Linked DNA regions of Mus musculus: region 1 is linked to region 2. The links are chromatin loops, found by intact Hi-C in ENCODE. Cell type or tissue: heart. All regions are shown on one strand. Each heading gives the region's core, and the rest is flanking DNA. Links, peaks and the distances in the headings are about the cores only.

Evidence for each region. Hi-C counts contacts between places; a loop is a spot of excess contacts. Peaks named below come from ENCODE experiments on the same cell type or tissue, not always from the same donor. Only the 100,000 strongest peaks of a DNase experiment are listed, where the experiment ranks them.
Region 1: a loop joins it to region 2, with 5 times the contacts of the local background. A loop is called at or near these places in 2 of 42 quality-filtered maps.

The regions. Positions count from the first base shown.
Region 1 is chr4:81,842,714-81,853,490 of GRCm38, reverse strand. No RefSeq gene overlaps it. Among named protein-coding and RNA genes, the nearest start is that of Gm46886, 86 kb to the left of the region's middle. In heart, for the core only: no CTCF peak of the experiment used is centred there; no DNase peak of the experiment used is centred there.
Region 2 is chr4:82,547,476-82,558,252 of GRCm38, reverse strand. No RefSeq gene overlaps it. Among named protein-coding and RNA genes, the nearest start is that of Gm11267, 35 kb to the left of the region's middle. In heart, for the core only: no CTCF peak of the experiment used is centred there; a DNase peak (open chromatin) is centred at 5,772.

The DNA.
Region 1 (10,777 bases), core at 2,889-7,888, 700 kb after region 2:
CTCTCACATCAAAGACAGGAAAATATAGTACAAGAGAAGAAAACCCAAACCAAGCACCCCAATGAAGACAGATACATATACTCCAGCATCCCAAATCAACAGCACTTTAAAATGACCATGTGTTATAATAAATGGGGTTTATCTCTGGGGTGCCAAGATGGATAGACTAACTATAATCGATAAATGTAATATACCACATCAAGAGAGCAAGTCCGCTAACTGCATGTGCATCTGATCCAATGTATCTAAAAAATTCAATACACATTCAGGATTAAAACAGTCTACCACTCAGAATAGAATAAAATTGCTTCAATATTATAAAGGTCAAATATGAAAGTTCCACAACTAAACTCATATGCCATGCTTAGAGAAAACAAAATCTTCCTCAGTTAAAAAAGAAATAGTAAAATAAATAATATGCAATTATAAAGGCATCAAAATTGAAAAAGTAAAAATTACATTGTTTCATAGACTGTTTTCCATATATACGAAATTCTGAAATTCTAAAGAGCATATATACATGTGATAGCATACAAAAACACTACACACTATCTACTGGAAATTATAAATGAATTCAGTTTCAGGTCACAAAATCTATAGAAAAACAAAGAAGCAAACAAAATGAGCAGGTTCGTTTGCATATACTAATAAGAACAAGATAGAAATTAAGAAAATGATTATATTTCTAATAGCATTAAAATAAGTTATATAACAGCTAACTTAAATAAGAAGTCAATAATTTGTCCACTAAATCTTGGAAAGAGCTCAGTGGGGCTGGCACTGGCCATCAAGGTGGATAACTGCAGTTTGATCCCTTGGACCCACATAGCAGAGGAGAAAAAAAATGTATTCTCACGAGTTGTCTGACTTCCGTATGTATGCTGAAGTATGAATATGAATAGATAAAGAAATGTGGAAGGGGAGAAAGGAGGAAGAAGGAGGAGGAGAAGGAGAAGAAGAGGAAGAGGAGGAGGAGGAGGAAGAGGAAGAAGAAGAAGAAGAAGAAGAAGAAGAAGAAGAAGAAGAAGAAGAAGAAGAAGAAGAAGAAGAAGAAGAAGAAGAAGAAGAAACAAAGAAAGAAAACCCCATTAAAGCATTGCTCAAAGAAGAAATAGAATGGCTGTGGGTCGTGAATATGTATTATTAAAGTTTTTAGATTCAATTCAATCGCTATCAGAATTCTAATGACGTGTTTGAAAGCAGAAAAAGCAATTCTAACAGGTTTATTATTCCAGAACATAAGGTCAATAACTCTGTTTTGTGAGAGAAATAGTAGTGAAAACACTAGGAAACTGCTACAAGTGAGACAAGGCGACCCTGAGAAACTCGGTGAACTCCCTCAACTTAGCCATGACCGATCTACTGATCTTTGAAAATGATGCCAGGAGTAAACAATAGCCAGAGAACCACCTCTACAATAACTAGCACTGGGAAAATTGATTATGGATTTGGATTCTTACCTTATAGCGTGCACATAAAACAACTGTAAAGAATTACCTGTAAATACAAAGTCATACAATGATAAAGGTGCCAGAAGAAAATATCTTCATGACACTTAGTCTCAACAATTCTTACAAATCATATCAAAACACACAGCAAGAGTGAAAATGGACAAGTGGGGCGATATTAACTTGAAAATCTCATCTCAGCACTGGAAACAGGCAGCAGAGGAAAAGACACCTTCCATTAATGGGAATCTGGGCAGGAACTCACCCAGGGCAAGATCTTGAAGACAGGATTTGAAGCACAGGCAATGGAAGAGTGCTGCTTACTGGATTGTTCCCCATTACTTGCTCAGCCTGCACTTTTATATACCCCAGGACTACCTGCCCAGGAGTAGAACTACTCAAATTGGACTGCGGCCTTCCATATCAATCATTTATTAAGAAAATGTAACAGAGGCTTTCCAATTTGTTTGGGAACATTTTCTTAATTGAGGCCCCCACTTCTCAAATGACTCTACTTGTGTCAAGTTGACATAAAACTATCCACCACAGCCTAAACTGCCCTCATATATATATATATATATATATATGTATATATATATATATATATATATTTCTTATTATTTTTTTTAATTTGTGCTAATGTTAATACCCATGTTAAAGACAAAGACAAAGAACTGTACTGAAGAAGACTGATTTACTGTCAAGATAAAAATTTCCCCCTTGCCGGGCAGTGATGGCAAATGACTTTAATCCCAGCACTTGGGAGGCAGAGGCAGGTGGATTTCTGAGTTCAAGGCAAGCCTGGTTTACAGAGTGAGCTCCAGGACAGCCAGGACTACACAGATAAACCGTGTCTTGAAAAAACAAAAACAAACAAACAAACAATCAAACAAACAAAATTCCCCCTCATAGCTGAGGAGATGGCTCAGTTGTGAAGAGTGCTTATTGCTCTATCAGAGCCAGAATTCAGATTCCAATACCCACAAACCATCCAGTGGCTCATATATGCCTGTAACTCTAGCTGCAAGTGTTCTATTCCCTGGCCTCTGAGCTCTATGGGCACCTTTACTGCCAACACATGCACACACACATTTACATTCAACTCCACAAAGAATTCTATTATTAAAATATCTTTAGGAAAAAAATCATTATTTTTACCAGCATGTCACTACTGACTTCTGTTTACCCATAGAAACACCTCTTTTAAAAATAAGTACTTTGAATTATACAGATGGTATAACTGAGAGCCCTATATTTCGTCACTGTCGAATAGTGTGATCCAGTAGAAGACTCTTAGTGTGTCTAAACTTCAGTTCCCTCAAGAGTATGGAGGGCTACTCATGCATATTTTATGGGATATTACAGGCAAGCATATTGGGTATACCACACCTAAGATATCAGGAAAACGCATGTGCTTCCTATGCAGTGTCCAGGAAATGACAGGTGTTTTGGACTTTCAAGAGGACACTGATTAACCAGCCAGCTTTGTCAGGTTATTCAGACTTGCCAATGGGCAGTCCGCACTGGGCCAGCCTGGAGGCAGGACCATGGCTCACGTCCTTCTTAGAAGATATTTCACTTGGGTTAATATTCATGTTCTAGTCAGTGCATGACTTCCTGGAAAGCACCTCAATTGATAAGGTGCCATTTGTTTAGTATGTAGTTATTTGTAAAATTGTCCTTTAAAGCATCAAAAAACTTCTTGTAACATAAAAAACAACAACAACAAAAATAAAATGCTACACACACCTATTTATGTGCCAATTCTCTGACATCAGCCTGGAAGTATGTCTTTCTTTCTTTGCTTGGAGTGGTGCATTGCCCTCACACTATTATTTTAGCCCTCACTTTGGTTCCCCTAAGAAACAGATGAAGCAAGATACTTGGTGGATATGTGTGTGAGAGAAGCTTGTCTTCTTTTTTTTAATTAGGTATTTATTAAATTTACATTTCCAATGCTATCCCAAAAGTCCCCCACATGATTCCCCACCCAATCCCCCAATCACCCACTCCCACTTCTTGGCCCTAGCATTTCCCTGTACTGAGGAATATAAAGTTTACACGACCAATGGGCCTTTCATTCCACTGATGGCCAACTAGGCTATCTTCTGATACATATGCAGCTAGAGACACGAGCTCTGGGGGGTACTGGTTAGTTCATATTGTTGTGGAGTCCCTGAACCAAGATGGCTCCCACCGTTCCTGAGGCAAAAGCCTCCCGGGCCAGGTGGACACCTGTCCTCTGGGCGGGAAGGTGGTCGGATGTCTGGAGCCCGAAAAGGGAGCTGCCTCAGAAGCTCTGTGGCTCCCGCCTGTCTCAGAAGCTGTCAGCTTCTGTGTGCATACTGTCACCTGTGCAGACTACTTTTTGGTGGAGTCACGGAAGCAAGATGGCTCCTGCAGTTCCTCTATATCCTCTTCTTATCATCATCATTATCATTGTCATCCTCCTCCTCCTCCTCCTTCTCATCATCATCATCATCACATGTTTATATTCATGCATATTTGTCTAGTTCTCTGATAGGGTCACACTTACTATAGCCCTGGCTAGCCTGGAACTGAAGTAGAACGGGTTACCACCAAATAATAGAGATCTGCCTGCCACTGACTCCAGAATGCTGGGAATAAAGGCACATACAATCATTTCCAGATAAGCTAAGCTTCTTTTTATATTGATGTAAGAAAAGGGGTGTTTCAGGATAAGCATAATTAAGGCAGGTCATGACAACCAAGAGAGCACTACAAAAGATGCTCAGAGGATCACAGTATAGGGAATAGGGAGAAAATCTCAGTCATGGATGCATAGGAAGTATAAAGTTTATGGAAAAATGACTAAAGAAACAGGAACTAGGAGAGAACTCATCATAGCTAACACAGTAAGCAATTAAAACCTAGATGTAGATAGGAGAGAAATAAATGAACAAATAATCAATTCAACCAAGTTAGAAAACAACTAAGACAATTATAGGATTTAATAAACATCTCTTGATAACAGCAAAATGATATAACAAATATAAATGTAAATGCACTGAATGTTGAGTCTTTCAATTCTATAAAACAAAAACTATCGGGCACAATAGTTGGAAATATCTGACAAGCTCTAATGCAAAATAGTGGGTGATTTCAAATACCTGACTCTCATCCCTAAATAGGTCATCCCTTCTAAATCTCAACAAAGAAACATCAGAGTAAAATACATCATAAGACAAGTAGACTAAAGAGTTACTTATAGAATATTTTATCCAGCAATACATATTCTTCTTAGGAGCCCACATTTCAAAAATAGTTCCCATTTCCGGCCACAAAGAAAATATCTTCAAGCAAAGTCAATTCAAACTAAAAAGTATTAAATAGCAAGAAATAATAAATATCAGCACAAAAATCAATGAAATGGAAACAGAGTAATGCACAAAACAACTGTGACAAGGGCTGGTGATTTTGTTTTGTCTTGTTGTTTTGTTTTACCAGAAAGGATTTCTCTGGGTAGCTTTGGCTCTGGAGTCCTGGGATTAAAAGTGTGCAATCCTCTCAACTGAATGGATTGTTTATTTATTGATGTATTGATTGATTGATTGATTGATTGATTGATTGATTGATTTTTCACTTTAAGCCGATTCACTGCCTCCCCTCTAAAAGAGTTCCTCCCCCATCTCCCTTCCCCTTTCCTCTGAGTGGGTGGAGTCACCCTGGGTATCCTCCACCTCTGGCACATCAAGTCTCTACTAGGCTAGGCATTTCCTCTCTTACTCTTAACAAAAATAAAATAAAATAAAATAAAATAAAATAAAATAAAATAAAATAAAACAAAATTGCTAGCCAAACTAGCTATGAAGAAAATTACAGAGAAAAACCAAACTAAAATAATTAGAGGTGATAGAGAATTTTTAAAAACACATTCTGGTGAAATATAGATGATTTCTAAGTAATGATTTGAAAATAGGCATTAAAAAAGTCCCTTGGGAAATCTGGGGTAAAAGTGCATAAATTACTAGATACATATAGCCTGCCCTACTGAAAGTAAGATTATACACATCTTAAGCAGACCGATACTAAGCAATGATATTGAAGTAGTAATAAAGCTACCCTTCAAAGAAAAGTCCAGTACCATTGAATTCTACAAACTCTTAAAGAACCACTAATACGAATGCTCCTAAAAACTGTTCATAAAATATAAATGGAAAGTTCACTATCATGCCCATTCTATAGAGCCAGCATTGCCTGTTACTAGAACTAGATGAGGACACAGTGAAAGTGAAAAATATATTGCAAGCTCCCTGAGAACTAGAGATGCAAACACTCTCAATAAAAGTCTCATAAAGCAAATCCATGGTCAGCTTAAGACCATGCAACATAACTAAGCTCATTCATCCCAACATCTGCAAATTGTCTTAGAGACAGAAGTCACATCTCAGTACACGGAGAAGTCTTTGTTGTATGACACTATTCCTGGAGAAACAAAAATAAATGTTTACTCACTCCAAGTAACGAACTGACAATAGAGCAAAGTCCAGTAAGGAGAAAGAGATATTGCAGGAGGTAGGAAAGGGAAACAGAAAGCATTATGAAACATGGATGACATAAAAGCTGCAGACAATGTTTGGGGAGAATAATGAGTCCAACAAGAGTAGGTTAATGAAAAGAAAAAGGGTTATAGAGGAAGGAAGGAAGAGAGGGGAATGAAGTTAGCAATGTATAGTCTCTGTCTCTGTCTCTGTCTCTATTTCTCTCACACACAATGAAACCCATTGCTTTGTATAATACTTTTTAATTTAAAAAATAAAGATAATATATAAAAAATGTTCATTCATTTCATAAAAAGCATGTACAGAGAAACAAGAACAGAACGAATGAGTGCAAAAGAGAATAAAAATTATCTTTAATCTCTAAAATATTGATAATTACACAGAATTAATACAGTGTAAATGCCCCGATTAAAAAAGATGAAGGAGCCTGATAAACAGTTTCAATGAAGTAGCTGGATATAAAATTAACTCAAACAAGTCTTTCTGTACACAAAGGATAAACAGGCTGAGAAAGAAATTAGGGAAACAACACCCTTCTCAATAGTCACAAATAATATAAAATACCTTGGCGTGACTCTAAGGAAGTGAAAGATCTGTATGATAAGAACTTCAAGTCTCTGAAGAAAGAAATTAAAGAAGATCTCAGAAGATGGAAAGATCTCCCATGCTCATGGATCGGCAGGATCAATATACTAAAAATGGCTATCTTGCCAAAAGCAATCTACAGATTCAATGCAATCCCCATCAAAATTCCAACTCAATTCTTCAACGAATTAGAAAGCGCAATGGGCAGATTCATCTGGAATAACAAAACACCTAGGATAGCAAAAACTCTTCTCAAGGATAAAAGACCCTCTGGTGGAATCACCATGGCTGACCTAAAGCTGTACTATAGAGCAATTGTGATAAAAACTGCATGGTACTGGTATAGTGACAGACAAGTAGACCAATGGAACAGAATAGAAGACCCAGACATGAACCCACACACCTATGGTCACTTGATCTTTGACAAGGGAGGTAAAACCATCCAGTGGAAAAAAAGACAGCATTTTCAACAAATGGTGCTGGCACAACTGGTTGTTAACATGTAGAAAAATGTGAATCAATCCATTCCTATCTCCTTGTACTAAGGTCAAATCTAAGTGGATCAAGGAACTCCACATAAAACCAGAGACACTGAAACTTATAGAGGAGAAAGTGGGGAAAAGCCTCGAAGATATGGGTACAGGGGGAAAATTCCTGAATAGAAGAGCAATGGCTTGTGCTGTAAGATCGAGAATCGATAAATGGGACCACATAATACTGCAAAGCTTCTGCAAGGCAAAAGACACTGTCCATAAGTCAAAAAGACTACCAACAGATTGGGAAAGGATCTTTACCTATCCTAAATCAGATAGGGGACTAATATCCAATATATATAAAGAACTCAATAAGGTTGACTCCAGAAAATCAAATAACCCCATTAAAAAATGGGGCTCAGAGCTGAACAAAGAATTCTCACCTGAGGAATACTGAATGGTAGAGAAGCACCTGAAAAAATGTTCAACATCCTTAATCATCAGGGAAATGCAAATCAAAACAACCCTGAGATTCCATCTCACACCAGTCAGAATGGCTAAGATCAAAAATTCATGTGACAGCAGATGCTGGCGAGGATGTGGAGAAAGAGGAACACTCCTCCATTGTTGGTGGGATTGCAAGCTTGTACAACCACTCTGGAAATCAGTCTGGCGGTTCCTCAGAAAATTGGACATAGTACTACCGGAGGATCCCTCAATACCTCTCCTGGGCATATGTCCAGAAGATGTCCCAACCGGTAAGAAGGACACATGCTCCACTATGTTCATAGCAGCCTTATTTATAATAGCCAGAAGCTGGAAAGAACCCAGATGCCCCTCAACAGAGGAATGGATACAGAAAATGTGGTACATCTACACAATGGAGTACTACTCAGCTATTAAAAAGAATGAATTTATGAAATTCCTAGGCAAATGGATGGACCTGGATGGCATCATCCTGAGTGAGGTAACCCAATCATAAAGGAAATCACAGAATATGTACTCACTGATAAGTGGATATTAGCCCAAGAACTTAGGATACCCAAGATATAAGATACAATTTGCTAAACGTGTGAAACTCAAGAAGAACGAAGACCAAAGTGTGGACACTTTGCCCCTTCTTAGAAATGGGAACAAAACACCCATGGAAGGAGTTACAGAGACAAAATTTGCAGCTGTGACGAAAGGATGTACCATCTAGTGATTGCCATATCCGGGCATCCATCACATAATCAGCTTCCAAACGCTGACACCATTGCATACACTAGCAAGATTTTGCTGAAAGGACCCAGATATAGCTGTCTCTTGTGAGACTATGCCGGGGCCTAGCAAACACAGAAGTGGATGATCACAGTCAGCTATTGGATGGATCACAGGGCCCCCAATGGTGGAGCTAGAGAAAGTACCCAAGGAGTTAAAGGGAACTGCAACCCTATAGGTGGAACAACAATATAAACTAACCAGTACCCGGGAGCTCTTGTCTCTAGCTGCATATGTATCAAAAGATGGCCTAGTCGGCCATCACTGGAAAGATAGGCCCATTGGAGTTCCAAACTTTATATGCCCCAGTACAGGGGAACGCCAGGGCCAAAAAGGGGGAGTGGGTGTGTAGGGGAGTGGGGGTGTGGGTATGGGGGACTTTTGGGATAGCATTGGAAACGTAAACGAGGAAAATACCTAATTAAAAAAAAAGAAAGAAGGAAATTAGGAGAATGGATGGTCCCACTATGTGCTGTATATCTATAGCAAACTCAAATAACTGCAACAAATATTTGGAAAGGTACAAGCAATTGATAGAATAAGACATAACATGCAAACATAAAGCAAGATGGAATTTTAAATTAATATCAGATAAATAAAGTTGTGTTTCATGAGATTTATTTATTGAACCTATGTAGGCTATGTGTATGGTTGTACCACGGTTTTTCCATTCATTCATGCATTGAAGGAAATCTGTTTGTGTTTTCCTGAAGTATGGGCTAACTATACAAAAAATGCATAGTAAATTTCTGTGGACATGCTTTTGTGTGAGCTAAAGTTCTGATTGCTCAATAAAGAGCATCCTTTAAAGTTTACATATAAAATATGATTTTATTTACACAATAGTCTTAAACTGATAAAATAATAGAAATGACAACAGTGGTGGCAAACATAGGAGAGAGAGCAGCCATGGCAGTAAAGTATGTTTTGATGGATGTTAGGTTTCATTGAGATTTTACAGGACAGTAGTAATTGGGAGATGTGGTAAAGGTTAGGTTTACTATTTCTTATAAATAAATGCAAATACATAATTACTTTCAAAGGGAAGTTTCAAAAGTAATATTGCCAGTAGGCTAGAGTGATTAGTATAATAAAATTAGGGGGAAAACACAAACACAGAAACTGATTATAGGTGTTATATTATGTATTATATAACAAGGAACAAAACAAGGATGGAAAGTGGGGTGAAAAGGAAGGCGGGGGATTCATTTATAGTTGTGTTGGTTGGATTCCCCAAAACTTCTCGCAGAGTGAAGGCTTGGTCCACAACTGCTTGAAATATTGGAAGGGGTCATGAAAAAGAAGCCAGGGGAAAGACCTTGCATTCTCAAGAGGATGCTCTGGAAGGACATTGGGTCTTCAGCTCCATCCCCTGACTCTCTGGTCTGAGGATGCAGATTTTTAAACTGATATTAAACTAAATAGATATAAGTAGCCAAATGGCCTTCTAAATGTTCATATTTCTGGGCATAGTTCAGTGTTGGACTTTCCCTTGTCCAGAAAATGTTCTTTTTGCATTATGTTCAGAACTCATACACTAACTCATAACAAGGCAAAATGTTGAGAATAGAAAGATGGATGATCACAGTCAGCTATTGGATGGGTCACACGGCCCCAAATGCAGGAGCTAGAGATATTACCCAAGGAGCTAAAGGGAACTGCAATCCTATAGGTGGAACAACAATATGAACTAACCAGTACCCGGGAGCTCTTGTCTCTAGCTGCATATGTATCAAAAGATGGCCTAGTTGGCCATCACTGCAAAGAGCGGCCCATTGGACTTGCCAACTTTAGATGCCCCAGTACAGGGGAACGCCAGGGCCAGGGGAGTGGGTGGGTAGGGGATTGGGGGGGTGGGTATGGGGGACCTTTGGGATAGCATTGAAAATGTAAACGAGGAAAATACCTAATTAAAAAAAAAAGATGACATCTAAATGAACATATAGATCACCTCCCCCCAGGTCCAAGAAACATCATTGAAAGGGCAGAAAATTTGACAGTACAAATACAATACTGATAATACCCCTAGAACAATATGATACCAACCAAGATATAGAAGTGCTAACTTAGGCAGTGGCAGAAAAGGCTAGTGTTGAAACTAAATCTGTCCAGAAGTAAAGACTAAAATAAGATCTTTGTCTCAAAGTGATTCTACAGACCAGAAATGGTTTTACTCCTTGGGCTTTTTGACTGTTCTCACCCAGTTTGCACATCAAAACTGAACCATCCTCAAATGAGATGCTTCCTCCCCCCGCTCCCTGTTAATGTTTAGAATATTTTTTTTCTGTACCAGCTGTTTGATAGTTAATTACAGACTTTCTACTATCGTAGTTTCAATATTTTTCTTCTAATCCTTGACTTGAACTTCCCAGTGTTGCTTGAAACTCTATGCTGCAGTAAGAACACTTTCATAGTGGATCATGTTCAGGATGCATAGGGCCTTCCAACCCTTACCCCTACAGTCACTTTTCCTCATTTGCCTTTGGAG
Region 2 (10,777 bases), core at 3,837-8,836:
TCTTAAGTAGATAAAGGTTAATTATCTATGGATGTTGGGATTGGAGCTCCATTAATGAAAAGAAGTCTTGACCTTAACACTCTATAGACCATATAAGCATATAAGCATATATATAATATAAGCATATATATATATATATATATACCATATAAGCAGTTCCAATAAGAAGTGTTGGACATTTATGATGAACACACTCAATTGTCCTTGAGTCAGATGGGAGTGGACAGCAAGGGTACATGAAGAGAGCAGGGTGCAAGAGCCTGTCTTGGTGCAAAGAGCATGCAGGCCACAAAGGAGGTGATGATCATGTAGTTATCAGAAATTGCTTAAGCAGAGACAGAACGCGTGGCTTTCACAGCATTCAGACACTGTTACAGACTTACCTGTGGAAAGTTCTTTGAGATTTGACTTCATTTAACTCTCATCAGTTCATTTTACTCTTATCCACTTGCCATACCAAACCTCCAAGCGAGGTGTTACTGTTGTCCCATTAAACAATTGAGGAAACAGTTTGGGGGGGGTTGCCTAAGTTCCTAGGGAGTAAGCATATGGTCATGGGGGGGGGGGGCATGCTTTAATCTTCTGCTCTGCCAAACGCAGATGAATGATACAAATAAGGCCCCTTCTCTTTCACAGCCTCAAGGTAGGCTGAGTGGAAGAAGTTATCACCCAAACATGATGTCAATAGATGGAGAGTCGATGGCACAATAGAAGATGGTTAAAACTCAGGCTAGCCAGGGTAGTTCTGGGGCAAAGTTCTCCACATACGAGTGACCGTGACTACGCCAGGAAAAAAAGAGCTGTCGCAGTTATCAGCACAGTGGCAACCTTGCCTGCCATTCCCCAATGCACAGCTTGAAGTGGTGGCCCAAGATTGAAGCAAGGAATGCCTTCCCAAATCAAGTCAGTTTGGAAAGAACAGAGAAAAAAATGATTGACTCACCAACTGAGAGGTAAGAGGGTGAGAGAGGCAATTTCCATTCAAAGTGTAACCCTTCAAGACATTCTGGGACAGGAATATTTACCCCTCCACTGCTTGCCCATGTCTGCTCCCTAACCATTCCTTAAGTCTCCCTCTCCCCTCCCTCCTTGCTGAGCTAGCCTTAGTCCTTCAGCACCTAGCTGCTTGCATCCTCCCTACTTGATTATGACGCCACAGTCTTCCAACACTAAACCCCAGGGGTAGTTCCGCATTGCCACAAACAATCCCCACCTTCACATGTGAACACAGGTTGTTCCCAATCTTTTGGTGTTCATTCCCTATTCAGCTTCTGAGACTCCAGATTGTGCTAGGCAATTTCACCACCCTGGTCCTTCACCAGCAGTTATCGACCCTCTTCCTACCATGCTGCCCCCAGTTCAGTCAGCGGGTGCCTACTCCTCTTTAAACACACACAGAGTATCTGAGAAGCCATCCATGGCCTTTCCTGTTTGAATCTGTGCCTCCCCTCCCCAACCCCCAACAGTTTGTGATGGAATCTGGCCACACTAAAGGAGTTTTACTCATTAGCATTTGTGCCTCCCCTAAGAAACTGATCTTGCCTCTACATCTTGCATCCCTCCCTCAAAATTCAAATTCAGTGACAAAGCAAACAGGCTCAGTAAAATTGTTGCCCTAAAGAGAATGGAAGGCGACTGATATTGTCATGGCCACTGGCCCATGGATAGTGAGCTCTCACAGTAGGATAACTTAGACACACAGACACACAGACACACAGACACACACACACACACACACACACACACACACACACAAGCTCCCTTTAAGATGGGAGGCAAAAAGAGAAACCCCAGCTTCCTACGGTGCATTTGCTCTGTCATTCTTGGATGCAAAAGACTGGAAATGGACTAAGAGGCCAAGTCACTTATCTTTGGAAAGTCTAACAAGTTTTCTGGGGGGAAAAATAAAAGAAATGAATAAAATTAAAAATGCGTGGTAAAAAAGTTAGAGGAAGGAAAGACCCACATTTCCGCTAGGGAGTAGGAAGTGGTCTTGTCTTCCGCAGCAGGGCCGTCTAATAAATCTGGAGAGTTTTATTGACTTCATAGGCGCAAAAATAACCACCCAGAGAAGACATCGGGTTTCACTTATGTTTTTGGAAAGTAATTTCTCACAGACGCGAGGTTAAAAGAAAGTGGTTGCACGGGCCTCGTCTGCGGTGGTGTGTCTTCTGGTATGCGTAAAGCAACTGGATCCGAGTTCTGGGACGATGCCCAGACTCGGGGGCTAAAGCCGCTGTTGAAAGCACTGAGGACAGAGTGTTGCCAAAATTTTATGTATGCAACTGTAGATCGATTGTCTTAGTGCAAGCACAGACTTTGATCAAGAGCGTCTGGAGGGCGGGGTTTCATTAAATGATGTTTTCATCCCTTAATTCTACAGTTTCTATGTCTACTTGTTCCTAAGTCGACCACAGACTCTGAGTGTCCCTGACGCAGAAAAGTCCCTGCCTAAAACCATGTCTGGCTCTCAGGCTGCTGCAAGGACTGGCACAGAAAGAGTTCCTGGGTAGAAAGGATAAAGTCTGGGAGGTTTTACTTCACTCAATAGCTTTCTGGTCTCGTATTAGACCAGTCAGAAAGGAAAATGCTAGACGCTCTCTCCCTCCTGCCTTGTGTCTGTGATTCATTAGTAAGACTTGAAAACTTCCCCTACACAAAGACAAGCTTTTGTAAGCAAAGGAGTGATAAGAATGTATGTCTGTAGAGTGAATTCTCCCGTTTAAAGATATCTGGCCAAGACTAAAAATCTCAGCCTGTCTCAGAAAGTAGAGATGTATATTTCTGAAATCTTTTCAGGTGTTCATAGAACTATGGAAAAGATGGCCCCTAAGTAAGATTTCTAAGGTCTAGCAAAGTTCTTGTTCCAGGTCTCAGGGAGACTCTTGTCCCACGGGGCAGAAGAAACATTTGTTCCATCATGCTTCTATAAAGCAATGGGACTGAAGTTAGAGTAGCCATGTTCTGGCCACTTCAAGTGGGAGCAGAGCCTGCTGGTGTGTGGGAAGGTAGTTTACTCTCAGAGCCTCTAGCACTGTCCACAAAATTAAGACACAGTTGGAGAAAGAAAAGAGCCTTTGCACTGAGAAACAGGAAATAAATAAAATGTTATGCAGAATTAATTGCCTCATTGTAGAGATGACAAGAAACAAATTAGCGGTTTCAAAACTTTATTTTAGTAGCAAAATCTCTTTTCAAAGCAAAATTTCCCAATAAAATACCAAACACGTACTGAGCGCTTGACATGGGCAAGGTTAGGCTAAGTGGTTTGCAGGTAGTGCTAGTTAGTAGCCCACACTGCTCTATGAAATGGGCATTATTTCATATCTACCTCACAACTGTGGAAAACGAGAAGCCAGTCTGCTCCAGATGAAACAGTCGATAAAACAATTAGATCACCAGGCAGGTCGATGTGAGGCTGCTCAAGTTAAGACCCTTAACCCCTGCTGTCTGACTACTTTGTCAATCTCTCTCTCTCTCTCTCTCTCTCTCTCTCTCTCTCTCTCTCTCTCTCTCTCTCTCTCTCACCAAAGCTCCGCAGAACAGCCCTCCAATCTTCTGACTAGATGACCTCTCTATCTTCTGACGGTGTCTGTGCAGCCCTGCTACCAGAGGTGTAAGCACAATGGCTCTTAACAACCTAAGATCAGAAGTTGGCAGACCCTGTCATTCACTAAGGGTCACTAGATGTCATTCAATAGATGTCCTCCACTTCTCTTTTCATGTGCTAGTAAACAGTAGATATTTTTAAACAAAAAACTACTTTTATTAAATAGACATAAAGATAAAATTCAAGAGTTGCTCATACACAAACATATGCTGTTAGGTCAAATGTGTTGAAAAAACCGCAGGCCAACAATCACGATCAGTTTGCACATCTGTAACGATTCAGTTACAAAGTTTTCTATCTTTGACACACTTTCTATTTACCCTCTGATAAGCTGTCTCTAATAACTTCATCAGGAGACAAGTAAGAGATTGTAATTTTTTTAACCTCTTAAATTAAGTGGTTGTCTATCCAGTTGCTGGCTCCCTTAGAGCAGAGTTAATCAAGATAAGAGGACTCTTCTGATGTCATTGTTAGCGCCTGACAAAGAGAGAGAGAAAATAAACATAGGCTGGACCTCTTTACTCCTGATACACACACACACACAAACACACACACACAAACACACACACACACACACACACACACACACACACACACATTACAGGACTTGAGAGCCACTCTAAGAGCAGAAGAAAATTCTCATGCTTACTTTCACAAGGGGTATAAAGAGATATAAAATTATTGGTGGCTAGTCTGATGACAGCTATTAAAATGAAATGTTCCAACTCTTGATCTGATCATGATTCACCTGCTGGGAACTCATCGTGGAGAAACATGCTGACAGCTGTTCAAAGTGCTCAAGTGGAACTCGATGCTTGCAGGAATATGTGTCACAGAGAGAGTGGAAAGAACCCCTGTGTGAGAATAGGCAAGTGGTTAAGGAAAATATGGTTTGGCATACAGTATAATCAGACCATTAAGCGATTTAAAAGATCTTTTCTGCAGACTACATGAAACACTGTTGAGACTAGAATTTTTTTTTTTTTTGCTTTGTTTTTGTTTTGTAAAATGTTAATGGTTGTCTTGGAAAAAATATCTGCTCTTTTTAGCTCCGTGTAATTGTAGATTTTCATTATCTAGGCTGCATATTTTTTTTTTTGTTTAGAGTTACTTTTATGTGTGCATGTATATGTGTGTGCATAGATGTACAGCATCGCTTCTGTATTCAGAATAACATCCACCAACATTCCTACAGTCTGGTCCTCTGGGAGCTCTCATTGCAAAGCCTGGAAGCCTAGTCCAAACCTATTGACTTTACTGGCAAGCAAACCAAGCTGACACTGGAAACAGTGAGACCCCAGAGCTGAAAATACCATGCATGGAAGTTCTAGTGTTCAGAGTTTATGAGCCATTGTAGCAACTATTACCCCAGAAGGAAATAGGGAGGAGCTGATGTGGAGAAACTTGAACTCTGGCTAGTCTGTGGCTTGATGCTGTATAGTTAAGAGAGTACAACTTACAACCAGAGACAAAAGGAGTCTTAGGCAGATGGTGCCATGCCAGGGGTGAAGGCATGCCCATAAAAGATAGAGGTAATTATATTTAATCATGTTTATGTGTATGTATGTGTTCCTGTGTGTATATAAGACACATGTAGAGGTGTCAGAGAGGCCAGAAGAGGAAGTTAGATCCCCTGGAGCTTCAGGTACAAGCAACTGTGAAGCTCCTTACATGGGTACTGGGAACTGAACTCAAGTCCTCTGGAAGATCAGCAAACACTCTTAACTACTGAGCCATCTCTCCAGCCTGGTGCTTAATTTTTATGCTTTCATCTGGATAAATTTTGGTGTACTTTCTCTAATAGGTCTTCATTGGGGGGGGGGGGGGCTTTATAGCTTATATACAATTAAGAGAACTCAGTATAGAGGACTCAAAATCCCAAATACACAATCAGGCTTTGGGAGAAGCCCTGAGAAGGAAGAGCCATTAACCTAAACTTCATTATCTTCACTGTAGGTGTCTCAGGGAGTCAGCATCACAGATTTCTGCACCCAAAGACAGTGTGGGAGAGCAATAGCCACGCCTCCTTTTCCTGCAGGACCATCCTTCAAAGCAGAGATTTATCCCACGTGCATGCGTGTGGCAAAATGGGAGGCCCAGAGAGACCGTGGCCTGCCTTTGGGGTTCTTGGTGTCTGCACTTAGAAAAGCCCCAGAGAAGCTCTGTTTGTTGACAATGGCAGGCACCCAGTTCTTGATGCTCATAAAACTATGGCCGTCAGTGCTGGGAAAGATATATTAGGTCATCAATCTCGATTTGGGTCCAAGGCAGGATGGTTCCCTAGTGCAGTCATCCCGAGCCTTTATCCAGGCAGCTTTGATATGTCTCTAGGGCTTCACTCTGCTCCTCAACTCTGGTTCCTGAGCAAATGTTGAATTGCTGGACTTCAAACAAAAGAAAAAGCATCTTAGAGCAGGAGCCACACAGTGCTTAATTATATCCATTCCTAGATCTCTATCAGCCATTTCCATATGAAGAAAACAGTTCAGTGTAAAGAAACGCATATCTTTGCTGTAAAGTTACCATCAAGAAACAAATCACTGATTTCTTCCAGTTCCTTATATTTCAACTTTGGTGGTGAGTTCACTTTTAGCTTTAGAGAAAAAGGCAGGCTTGTAGGGCTGCTAGCGACCAGTGTTATGGAGAATGAGTAATAAATACAGAAAAATGGTTTTTTGTTAACGGAAAGAAGTTCTTGTTTTTGTGTGTTCTAGTCTTTCCTGTAAACCTTTTTTGAGTCTGTCTACCTTTGTCATGGATAGAGTTGCCGTGTTTGCAGTTTTCTAGGCTACAATGGGGCTTATATAATTCCAACCCTTGGGAGGTAGAGGCAGGTGGATCTCTGAAAGGTTAAGGTTAGCCTGGTCCAGCAAGATCCAGAGCTACATAGTGACTATATAAACACAGGGAGTGGGATGGGGTGGGAGGTTTTAAAACTAAGCTTTTATTTTCTCTCAGCTTTCTTTAGCTTCATAATAAATAATCCTAATCTCCTGAAACATCTTGGTGGCTGGAGAGCAGATGTGAATAAATACTGTTGTTGTATCAATGTCTGTTTTATGGCCTAAGAGGAACCCTCCATCTATAGAAAGTTGTTTGCTTGCTTGTTCTTAAGAATTGTCTATTTTCTTTTTGGTAAATAATATTTTACTCCATAAGAAAGTCTAAATAATAATGTAATATTTTCCTCTGAAAATCCATATCCCACTCTTTCTTTTGCCTATTCTTTATGTGTATGTGTATGCATGTGTGTGGGCATGTGTGTGCAGGCACCCACGCATGTGCAGTAGGAATACAAGCCAGGCTTCTCACAAGCTAAGTATACGCTCTGTCTCTAAGTTGCACTTCAGCAACCAAATGGTTTTGTATGATTTGTAAAAGCATTTAAATATTATCTCAGGAAGAATTATAAGTATCTAAATGCATATTAAACAACTCCTTAGGGAAAAAAATAATTACATTACATGAATTTAGGACTGTCCAGAAATCATGGACTCCATCATAAAAATTAATTTAAAAGAATTGTCACATCCACTAAAAGAGAGCAGTGTATGCATTCCCTGTGTCCTGTGTAAGTAAACATTTTTAAATGCACTCTAAAAATTGATGCATTGTTGTCTAGGAGATTGATATAAAGGGGAATTAACTCACTCATTTAATATATGTCTTTACCCACAGTGGCAGGAGAATCCCACTGAGACACAGCTTCCTCCCCCTCCGCCATTTTTGTCTTGGGCACTATGGTGGCAGGTGAAAGCACTCAGCAAACCCCGGCAGAAGGAGAGTTTGCTTCCCAGGAGAAGCCGACTTTCTGTCCTGCTGCACACAGCCAGGTGCTCATCCCCAAACCACATGGCAAGACTGCAATGGCAGTCTCCCATATTAGCTAGCTTATTACCAACTTCAAGCAGCTTAAGAGAACACAATGTATTCTTTACTCTTTCTGGATAGCATGGGTCTGAAAGCACAGTGTGGGTGGAGCCACGTTGCCTCTAGATACTAGAGGGAAGATTCTGTTTCTGTCTCTGGCAGCTTCTGGTGACTCTGGGAATGTTTTCGGTTTGTGGGCAATCCCATTCTAACTTCAGTCTCTGTGGTCACACAGTCCCTCACTTCCTCTGCATGTATGTTTCACCTTGTTTTCTCCTTGTCTGATAACACAGGTCATCTCATCAAAATGATTAATGTAATTACAGCAACAAAGGGCTTTTTCTCCCATGAGGCTATAGTTACAAGTTCTGGGAAATGGGATCTAGACATATCTTTAGGCGCCCTCCCACCATAGCTGGCCAATGTTTAACAATGTCCTCCTCGAGAAAGGGGAAACTTGCTCAATAGCACTGGCCCCATTCCGTCAGTACTGCCCCCATGATGAATGCCAAGCTACTGAGGGGGAGTCACTGATCATGGACTTGAGATGCCAACAGCGTGTCTTTCCACTAATAGATGTTAGTAGCCTCAAGACCCCAGGTGGTAATATAATGAACTGAAAGGACGGGGAGTGGAGGAGGCAGGAGCATTGCTCCTTTTGAGGCTTTTACATTGATTTCATTTCACGTGCTTTAAATTGTTACACCAATTGAATGTAACAAACGGCTCAGGAGTTCTCTTTCTGTCTGGACCCAATTGGATCATATGGGTCAATGTGAGCTGGCATCAGTCGGCATTCCATTTGACAGGATATGCCAAGTGATGAAGCATGAGTCATCGTGTCTAGGGTAGGGAGTCTGTCAGCAGTAACCCCAGCATGTAAACTGAAAATGGAGTTATCACTTTCTTTCAGGGAAAGTTGGAGTGTTAGTACCTAAAAAAGAGGGGAGGAGAACCCCGATATATCAACTTCAGAATCATTTAAATATCTTAGGTATGTAAAGATTTGCTTATATTTATTTAGGTGCATATGTGTATATCTATGTATGGGTATGTGCACATATATAAGTGCAGGTACCTGTGAAGGCCAGGAAAGGTGGAGTTACAGGTGATAGTGAGCATTCAACATGGGCACTGGGAACTGAACTCAGCCCCTGTACTGGCTAGTTTATGTCAACTTGATATAAGCTAGAGTTATCGGAAAGGAGAGAACTTCAATAGAGAAAATGCCCCTATAAGATCAGACTGTAGAGCATTTTCTTATTTAGTGATTGCTGGGGAGGGACCAGCCCATTGTGGGCGGTGCCATCCCTGGGTCCTTGTTTCTATAAGAAAGTAGGTGCAGCCATGTGGAGCAAGCCAGTAAACAGCACTCCTCCATGGTCTCTGCATCAGCTCCTGTCTCCAGGTTCCAGCCCTGCTTGAGATCCTGTCCTGACTTTCCTCAGTGATGGACTATGATGTGGAAATATAAGCCAAACAAAACCTTTCATTCCCAACTTGCTTTTGGTTATGGCGTTTCATCATAGCAATAGAAGCCATAAGACAAGTTGGTACCAGGCTAGTGGGGCATTGCTGTGACAAAACTGTCTGGGTTGTGTTGGAGAGTGTTGTGGAAGGACTTCAGAACTTTGGGCTAGAAAAACCACTGAGTGTTAACTCAATGGGTGGTTGTGCAGGTACTTGGAAGATAATCTTGAGAGCAGTTCAGACAATGGGGGCCTGGCTTATTTCCGAGGGAAGCAAAGACTCTACGGAGACTTTGAGTTAAGAATTTGTGGTTCTGATTAGCCGAAGGATTGGCAGTGATTAACAAAAGACCAGAGCCAATGAAGTAAAACCATTGCTTTGCTGGGACAATAGAAGCTGATCAATCGGAGCTAAGAAATGAACCTTGATTAAGGTGATTAAGTAGAGACCAGCATCATTGAGGTGAATGAAATCTGAGAAGTATTTCCTCAGAGTCTACACAAAGAACTTGTATTCCAGAGGTGGCCAAATTTGTACCTTATGCTGATAACTGAACTTGGTGGTGTAAGAGGTGCCCAGGTGGTCCTGGTTTTGAAGGCATGAAGGGGTCATGAGAAGCAGCTGAGATTTGACACTGTGAGAGGCCGGGATAGGCCATTGGAGATGGTGCAGCCTCAGTAGCAGTTGAAACCCCACAATTGCAGGGGACATGGAGAAAAGCTGAGGTTTGGCACCATGAAGAGAGCTCAGTGAGAAGGTACTGATGAAAGCACAGCCCAGTTGAAACAGAAGACTGCCAGTACCATGGGATAGCCACCAAGAACAGCAGCAGCTGGGGAGGAACTTAGCCAGCAGGAGCCTAGAAGACAAGCTGTGTGTGCTGCAGAGGGCAGAGCCAGGGAAGTGATACAAACCCTTGGGAGGAGCCCAGAAGACTGTGAGTGAATCCCAGACATTGGTCATTAAGCTATTTATACTGTTGAAGTTTGTTTTGCCTTATTCCAATGGTGACTGTTCCCTGGTTCTTCCCTCTTGAAGCGAGAAACTATTTAATTTACTTTTGATTTCACAGGAGCCCACAGTTGAAAGACTTTGAATTTTATGAGACTTTGGATTTTTAGAGACTGGCTAATTCAAAGAGATTGATTTTTTCTTTTAAAGGACCATGGAACTTTAAAATTTTGGAATACTTGTATTGTAATGTTGATATTAATGTGTGATCTTGTGAAAGCACAAGAAAGGAAAAGTTATGTGTCAGCGATGATGTGCTTGTGTGTCAAGCTGGCAACGGGTCCGTTGTGCTGCTGAGTTTTATTTCAAGTTGGTGCAAGCTAGAGTTATCTGAAAGGAGAGAGCCTCAATCGAGAAATGCCTTCATACTGTAGGGCTATAGGGCATTTTCTTACTTAGTGATTGATGGGGGAGAGCCTGGCCCATTGTGAGTGGTACCAATACTGGGCTGGTCCTGGGTTCTATAAGAAAGCAGGTTGGGCAAGCCAGTAAAGAACACTACTCTCTGGCCTCTGCACCAACTCCTGCCTCCAGGTTCCCGCCCTGCTTGCGATCCTGTCCTAATTTCCTTCTGTGATGCAGTACAATGCAGAAGTGTAAGACAAGGAAGCCCGTTCTTCCCCAACCTGTCCTTGGTCATGATGTTAAGTCAGAACAATAAAAACCATACCTTTGAAAGGCCCATTGCAGGAGCAGTGCGCGCTCTTCACCACAATGGGCTATCTCTCTAGATACCTTTTAAATATATTCTAATGATTTTGTAGCAATAGAAATCCTTTAAGTTTAGAGAAGACACAGGTATGTGCATTGTGGGTA